Regions from separate parts of the Homo sapiens genome. Here all the other regions are linked to region 2. A link is a contact called in ENCODE Hi-C or POLR2A ChIA-PET data. All regions are on one chromosome and are shown on one strand. The core of a region is the stretch at or near the end of the contact, and the rest is flanking DNA. Distances in the headings are between cores, read along the strand shown.

Region 1 (2,700 bases), core at 190-2,689, 1.8 Mb before region 2:
AAGTGCTGGGATCACAGGTGTGAGCCACCGCGCCCAATCTTATTCCACTCATTTTACCTTCAGCCTCTCCGGAGGCTCCTCTCCCCCTATATACACAACATGCTCAAGTCCCTTTACTCTCACCATTCCTATTTACCATCTTTTGGGGGTAAAACCATGGTACCTAATTACAACTCTTACTTAACCAAATTATAATTGCGGCTCAGGTGGTTTAAAAAGTGCCCTCAGGAACTCTGCGCCTCACCTCTCCCAGCTGTGATAAAACCCCGTGAACCTCCTATCATTGCTCTTAGGTGATTCTGTAATTATTAATATTACTTGTGTATGCCTTGGTCTCCCCACCAGACCATGCGATCGTTACCATCAGTAAGCAGGGCCCTTCGTTTTCGTCTCTGTGGCGGCTCGCACTCTACCAGGGCTCCCGGGTGGGTCCCACAGATTCCTGTGCCCTAAATGCTGCCTCGCACGTTGGTACTTATGCACAGGCAATATACTCCACCTAGAACGTTAGACTTTTTTCCACCTGCCAGGCACACTCCCACTCATCAGTCAGATCTCGTTTGCACATTTCTTTATAAAGTCGTTCCTTACTCTCCCCAAGACACACGCTTTTAAGTCTCTCACATTTGGTACATATAACCATTGCAGCGCTAATTACATCCATACATGTATTTGTTTACAAATCTATCTCCCATCCTACGTTGTGTCCTAAGTGGGAGGGACAGTGCCCAGTCGTTTTGGTGTTCCCTGTGCGAAGCAGCGCCTGGCACTCAGCAGGTGCTTAATAAATGCGACTTGAGTGAATGAATGGCGACACACGTGCCCCAGGAGGTGCCCCAGGAGGTGCCGTCTCTAACTATGGGCTCTGCATGGGCGATTCCCTTCTAATACAAACGAGGGTTTGGTTTGCAGGAAGGAGGGCGGGAGGTACCGAGGCGGAGGTTTTCAGGGCTCGTGGCGGCGGGGGGCAGGGGATTTAAATTGCTGGGCGAGCCGAGGCCGACGGCCGGAGGAAGGAGGCGAGAGGGCGGGGACTCCCGCGTCCGGGCGGAAGGAGGGCGCAGGGAGGAGCTGCGGCCGTAGGGCTGCCGGTCGGGCGAGGGGTAGGGGAGGCTCCCGCCCACTCCCGGCCGGGGCCCCGCACTCACTCGTCCCCCTGCAGGAGGCTGCGCTCCGTGATGGGCCGCACGGCCGTCCTCGGGGGCTCGGCGCCCGGATCCGAGGGGCGGAAGCACAGGCTCAGCTTCTCCTCCAAGCTGCAGGCCGGGGCCGGGAAACCGTCGGCGCCCCCACCCGCCTCGGCCCCCGCCTCCGCCCCAGGCTCGGGGCTCGCGTTACAGTTCTCCTGGTCCAGGAGGCTCCGGGCCGGCTCCTGGAACTCATAGAAATCCTGCCAGTCCCCGTCCGCCGCCATCGCCGCCCGGAGCAGTCGCGCGCCCCGCCCAGGCCGGCCCAGCCCGCCCAGCCCGGCCCCGCCCCGGCCCGAAGCCCCGCCCCCGCCCGCTACCGTGCTGACAGATCCCAGGCTGTCCCAACCCTGGGTCTCCGGTGGCCTGAGTCTTCCTGGAGTTGAACGCGGTGCTACTAGAAAGCCAAGACCTTAACTGCCTTGAGTCACTTCCTATATTCTCTATCATTTAGGAATAACTTCCCTGTTAGCTTCCCTTATTAGCAACTTGGCCTAAATGTGGCTAAAATAAAGGACTTCTTTAAACTTACGACCTAATATCAGATTACGCCCCGAAAGTCGTTTTCCCCAAGGTAACCTGCTCCTTTCCTAACTTGCCAACCAGAATAACAGCCAGAGTCAATGGGAAATGTTTAGGTGGTACCGAAGTTCATTCCTCAAATATTTTACCTCTCACGTGCAAAGCACTGGCTAGATCCTGCAGAACATACAAAGATAATTATGCCAGTTAACATTTGCAAAGCACTTAGAGCAATGCCTAATAGTAGATACCCTATGTGTATGTTATAACTAATACATGGGTGCCCCATACACAGGGCTTACAATGTCGGAGTGATAAGAGTAACAAGAAATTGTTTAGACCTCATAAAAACTAAGTGTGATTGGGCGGTTCAGTTTTGCAAGATGAAAAGAGTTATGGAGATGGATGGTGGTGATGGTTCCACGACAGTGTTAATGTGCTGAATGCCACTGATCTATACACTTACAGATGGTTAAGATAGTAATTTTATGTTTATTTTACTACAATACAAAAAAATTGGAGTAGGCCAGGCGAGGTGGCTCACATCTATAATCCCAGCACTTTGGCAGGCCCAGGTGGACGGATCGCTTGAGGTCAGGAGTTCAAGACCAACCTGGCCAACATGGTAAAACCCCGTCTCTACTAAAAATACAAAATCTAGCTGTCAGGCCTCTGAGCCCAAGCCAAGCCATCGCATCCCGTGACTTGCACATATACACCCAGATGGCCTGAAGTAACTGAAGATCCACAAAAGAAGTAAAAATAGCCTTAAGGATGACATTCCACCATTGTGATTTGTTCCTGCCCCACCCTAACTGATCAATGTACTTTGTAATCTCCCCCACCCTTAAGAAGTTTCTTTGTAATTCTCCCCACCCTTGAGAATGTACTTTGTGAGATCCACCCCTGCCCGCAAAACATTGCTCTTAACTTCACCGCCTGACCCAAAACCTGTAAGAACTAATGATAATCCATCTCCCTTCGCTGACTC
Region 2 (2,700 bases), core at 169-2,668:
AAATAAGCTTTATTTCCTTTTCTTCTTCCCTTAGCAAAACTCCAGTCTGTCATCACCTCTGACATGCGCCAAGAACTACCAGGAATGATGAAGTATATTTCAAATAAACTTTCCTATTAAAGTGAGTCCTTGTGGTTAACATCATACCAAAATGCTTTACATTTTATCCAGCAAAACCTTTACACACCGTAAAAAAAGAAATCTTAAGACACGAGCTCGTATCTGTATTTAATAATAAACTCTTATCTTGGCCGTACTTACCAAATCGTAGGCTTTTACTATTTATAAGCCTTTGAAAAAACTTTATGCCTTTCTTAAGTACCATCAAAATTTTCAATCAGGATTTCATGCGATCAATTCGCACCACAGTGAGAGATCAAACGCTAAACTCCTATAAATAGGGGTGTTATGAGTGAGAGGGATACACTGCGCTGCCAACGCAACTGCGTCTTCGAGGGGGCAGGGGCGCTCCTGGTACACGTACAGTAGGAGCTCACATTCAGCAAAACCAGGGAGCCAAGGATCAGGTGACTTCACACTACAGACACTTTCAGAGTGATCAGGCCTTACTATCGTCCAAGTGACTCGTAAACGGCTCATAACCCCAGTTTGACACGAAAATCTAGACTTGCACCCTAGCCACGCACAACCCGCGCGAATGGGTTCGGGAGCCGAGGAGCCCCGAAACGCGAGCCCGGGGACAGAGCCCTGGCCTGCGGACTGCGGTTCCCTCCAGGAAGGGTGTCTAAGGAGCTTTCGGACCCGGCAGCAAGGTGTCTGCTCCCCGCGCGACCTCCTCCTCCGCGGGGCCCATCATGCCCTGGCCACCCCTTCCTCCCTGTCCGCGTAAGGGACAGCGAACGCCCACCAGCTAACGGGTCGCCCCGCCGCGTCCGGAGCTCGCCGGACGGAGCGGAGCCGCAGCCGACCTCCCCGCGCCCCGGGCAGGCGGCCACGGCTCAAGGCCGCCCCCTAAGGTCGGGGCGGACACGGCGGCAGCCACGCGGCGGGCTGGCGGGCAGGGGGCCGGGCCGGTCGCAGACGCGCGCGCCACTGGTTCTCCCAGCAGCTACTGGAGCCGCGGCCCACGAGCCGCCCTTTCAGGCCGCGCGCTGCGGGAGCGCGGGGCGCGGCTGAGGCTAGGCCCGGCGGGCAGGCGCGGCGGCGGGAGGAGACCTGAACCAGCCGCGGACTCCGACCCCGCCGCCTGCGGCCGGTGCCCGCGAGCCCGAGCAGCGAGCGTCTCTCCCCATCAGGGCCCCGCGGCCTCTGCCTCGCTGGCCCGTACCTAGGGAGGTCGTGGACGAGACGTGGTTAACCGCGGCGCTTGGGTCGCTGGTCCGTCGCCGGCGCCACAGCCCCTGGTGCGGTTGCTGCCCTCGCGCTGCCTCGTCCCCCTCCGCCATCTTGTACCGATTTAAAATTAACTCCCCACTGACGTCAAACGCCGCCGCCGCTTTATCAACCTCCCGGGAGCCGGCGGGGTGGCCGGCGGGTCCTAGCGCCGCTCTCCGCCTGTATCTCCTCGCCCTCCGCCTGTATCTCCTCGCCCTCCGCCTGTATCTCCTCGCCCTCCCTCCGCCCCCGCCCCGCCCATCGCTCGCTCGCTCCGCCCTCGCCCTGCCCGCCTGCAGATCCGTCTCCCCGGCTCCAAGTTTCTGGTTGGACTGGGGCGGGGGTGTCCCTGCCGCCGCCGTCTCACACCCCCACCTCCCTGAGCTCAGCACCACACCCCCTTAGCGCTGGGCCAGGCTCTGCAAACGCAGAAGGGAGCTCCAGAGAACTAAGTCCCTCCCTCCCAATTCGCTTTACATCTCTAATCGTTGATTCGTGCGTCCTGCACGTGAGGTGGCTTTCGCACCCCTTCTCTCCTTTTCATCGCCCCCTCCTCATCACAGCCATTCCCCTCCTCTCTCCCCATCCACCCCCCAAGTTGTTGCCAGTGCCCTGCTTTTCCTCTTGATCTTTTCTTTCCTCACCCAAGTCCCTACTGTTGCTTCCCCTCCCCCCCACCATCCTAAGGTTTGTTTGCATTCGCTCCCCATCTACTTATGAGACCTTCCCCCATCTTCTCAACTGTGTATACCCTGGCCCTGTGCTCCTAGCACCTTGCAGAGGCATGCCAGAAAGCACTCTAATCGGAAAATGAATCGTGGCAGGTTCTTACCTAATTGTGATGAACCTTCTTCTGGGGATCCAGTGACATCCAGTAGAAAGTTCAGGTCACTTTTTAAATTACAAGTCAGCCCGTGGAGGCGTCTGTGAAACATGATCCCTTTGGATTTTTACCATACTGCCAGCTGCATTAGAAATTCCTCTTCTCCAGTAAAAACAGATGTCCGGGTGTACAAACAGCTGTTTTGTCCAGGTCTTTTCATAAGTCTAAAATTCACAGCATGCACAATCTCTAGAAAAGCACTGGTGTTATTAAAGCTTTCAAAATACCATTCTAGGTAGGGCATGGTGGCTCACGCCTCCCGGGTTCAAGCAATTCTCTGCCTCAGCCTCCGGAGTAGCTGGGATTACAGTCCCCCGCCACCACACCCTGCTAATTTTTGTATTTTTATAGACACGGGATTTCACCATCTTGGCCAGGCTGGTCTTGAGCTACTGACCTCGTGATCCACCCGCCTCAGCCTCCCAAAGTGCTGGGATTACAGGCGTGAGCCACTGCGCCCGGCCCATCCAAATATATTTCAA
Region 3 (2,700 bases), core at 158-2,657, 1.2 Mb before region 2:
ACAGGCATGCTCCACCTCACCCAGCTAATTTTCATATTTTTAGTAGAGATGGGGTTTCTCCTTGTTGGCTAGGCTGGTCTTGAACTCCTGACCTCAGGTTATCTGCCCACCTTGGCCTCCCAAAGTGCTGGGATTACAGGTGTGAGCCACCGCACCAAGCCCCAATAGCTTTTTCATCTTGCTTTGTCATCCTGGTACTTTTAACACTGATATTCTGGTATTTCAAACCAATGTAGTGGAGCCTTGCTATATGGTCTGAAAGTTTTTGTTCTCCCTAAATTCATATGTTTTTCACAATTTATGATGCTTTAGTTACACAGATGAACCACATGGGCTGGACTAGGGGTGGGGCGGGTGTTAGGAAAATTGGGGCAATCACAGAGCACCTTGCAGAGGCACTTCCTTTACTTGGCGTGGACAGAGTTAGCTCCAGCTATCACCCCTTCTCTAAAACCTTTACAGATTCCTCGGATTAGAAGCAAGGCCCTTATCATTGTGTACTTTCCATCAGTTATTTGTGGTAAATACCCCTAACTAGACTAGAACTTCGATGAAGGTAGATCTGTGCCTGTTTTGGGTGTTCCAGGCTTTGTCTTGCACACGGTACTTCAATATACTTTTATATTCTTTTTCTCTTCTCTGTTTCCATGTCCCCTTCGCGCTTTCTCAAGTGTTACTTTGCAAACGAATTCTTTAGGGATCTGGCTAAAATGCAGTTTCAGATTCAGTAGTTCTGCATTTTTTTTTTTTTGAGACAAAGTCTCACTCTGTCGCCCAGGCTGGAGTGCAGTGGTGCGATCTCAGCTCACTGCAACCTCCGCCTCCCGGGTTCAAGCGATTCTCCTGCCTCAGCCTCCCCGGTAGCTGGGACTACAGGCGCATGCCACTACGACCAGCTATTTTTTTTTAAACGTATTTTTAGTAGAGACGGGGTCTCACCGTGTTAGCCAGGATGGTCTCGGTCTCCTGATGTCGTGATCCTCCCATCTAGGCCTCCCAAAGTGCTGGGATTATAGGCGTGAGCCACCGCGCCCGGCCTAGTTCTTCATTTCTAACAAGTTTTCAGGTGATGCTTATGTTGGTAGTCCTCTGAGACTATCACACTTTAAGTTTCAGGGTGTTAGAAAAACGACCCAGAACAGGCTACACGTAGTCAGTTTCCTGGGTTTAAATGTGAATTCTGATTTTACTAACTGCGATTGTGGGCAGTGTAAGCCTCTTGCTTTCTCCGTAAAATGAGATACACTCAGCACCTGTTGCATGTGTTATTGCGAACATTCCGTAAAATAATGTACATAGAGGGCAGTCAGGTTCGGGTCGCGGTCAGAGTACAATTAATAGTAATTACGAATGTGGGGGCGGAGCCGACAACGGAAGGGGTGGAGCGTCGCCAACCGTTGCGCATGCGCAGTCCCCCTTGAACGCACCTCAGGTAAGACTCTGGCGAGTGGCTTCCCATGGGCGGTCGGATTTCGGGGTCCCTAGTGCGACGAGAGTGGGGCGGTCTTCTGCGTGGGGCCTCGTCACAGTTCTGGGGGCATGTGGAGGATAGTCAGGTGTCACTGCCTTAATTCACTGGAGGCGAGTGTTTCCGGGTCGCTAGGCGGCCGTGGTCTGGCGGCCGGGCCGTGCTCCGTGCGTGCCCGCGCGTGTCGCCTGCAGGCCCGGGCCTAGCGTTCCGCGGGCTAGGGGAGAGCTGAGGGCAGCCGAGGGCACCAGGGAACCGGGGGAAGCGGGAGCTGGGTGGGACCGCGGCAGGAGCCGGGAGCCGGGGGAGCGGAGGCGGCCAGCTCTCGGCCTCTGTTGAAAAGTCGTCCTCTGCACAGCTAGGCTGGGAGAGACGTTGCTGCTTGAAACCGCGTAGCCTGCAGACGCTAAGCTGGGAGGCCGCCCCGATTCCCTGGAGCGCATCCCGGGATAAGGGGCTTCCGACCCAGCATTGCACATTTGGCTTGAGCTTGTGTCCCCGAGTCAGCGTCTCAGCCCCGTGTGATGTTAACTGCATGACACACAGCCCTGCGCCGAATCTGTCAGAGGCGGCTTCGTGTTAAACTTCACCTAAACTTCCCGGAATGATGCCTTTCCCTGTGCCGAGAAGGCAGGCGCTGGTCTGCCGTGTCTCCCTTGCCGCAGCTAGTAAACCTCACTTCTTTGTGGGTGGACAGGTGTATCCCTGGTGGTCTGTAGCAAAGGAACTTGAAGTTTTATCAGCCTCCTGAAGCCGAGAGCCTCAGTGCAAAACGTATATGTATTTTTAAAAAGGTAAATACTTTGTTGTACGGTGTTATTTGGAGGCAGCTATGCTCACCACTATACACCAAGGCAGCCGTACAGTATTATTCGCACTTTATTTTCTTTTCTTTTAACCCTGGCCTACAGATGGACTTTATTTCTTAGCACCACCCTCTCTTAAAACAAAATTTTACTTCGATTCCTTGAATAATGGAACTGGCTGCAGGCGGTCTTTGTTCATTCCTTGAACATTAAAAATAACCCCAAGAGGCCGGGCGTGGCGGCACACGCCTGTAATACCAGCACTTTGGGAGGCCGAGGCGGGAGGATCACTTGAGGTCGGAAGTTAGCCTGGCCAACATGGTGAAACCTCATCTCTACTAAACATACAAAAAATTAGCCAGACGTGGTGGCACACGCCTATAATCCCAGCTACTCGGGAGGCTGAGGCAGGAGAATCACTTGAAC

What was found. Hi-C counts contacts between places; a loop is a spot of excess contacts on that map. ChIA-PET counts read pairs that join two places held with the same protein, here RNA polymerase II (POLR2A). Pooled maps may share reads with other maps.
Region 1: a map of B cell shows a loop between it and region 2 (23-fold over the local background). The contact joins the promoter of FEZ2 here to the promoter of ATL2 in region 2. A Hi-C loop is called at or near these places in 1 of 168 maps with a recorded cell type or tissue (B cell) and 5 of 50 pooled maps. POLR2A ChIA-PET finds 5 or more read pairs at or near these places in 1 of 52 experiments (CD4-positive, alpha-beta T cell).
Region 3: a loop to region 2 is called in a pooled map, with 10 times the contacts of the local background. The contact joins the promoter of CEBPZOS here to the promoter of ATL2 in region 2. A Hi-C loop is called at or near these places in 7 of 50 pooled maps. POLR2A ChIA-PET finds 5 or more read pairs at or near these places in 3 of 52 experiments (Panc1, WTC11 and endothelial cell of umbilical vein).

What each region holds. Positions count from the first base shown.
Region 1 is chr2:36,596,729-36,599,428 of GRCh38, forward strand. It overlaps FEZ2 (fasciculation and elongation protein zeta 2), which reads right to left and starts at 1,440. Exons shown (of 8, transcript NM_005102.3): 1 at 1,149-1,440. The coding sequence starts at 1,414. RefSeq lists enhancers at 581-1,508, 1,509-2,435 and silencers at 889-1,248, 1,289-1,508.
Region 2 is chr2:38,375,855-38,378,554 of GRCh38, forward strand. It overlaps ATL2 (atlastin GTPase 2), which reads right to left and starts at 1,419. Exons shown (of 13, transcript NM_001135673.4): 1 at 1,289-1,419. The coding sequence starts at 1,406. RefSeq lists enhancers at 511-1,012, 1,013-1,512, 1,339-1,588 and silencers at 839-1,338, 1,559-1,718, 1,789-1,838.
Region 3 is chr2:37,195,089-37,197,788 of GRCh38, forward strand. It overlaps CEBPZOS (CEBPZ opposite strand), which reads left to right and starts at 1,408. Exons shown (of 5, transcript NM_001322374.2): 1 at 1,408-1,432. It also overlaps a transcript of SULT6B1 not described here. RefSeq lists a silencer at 1,242-1,381.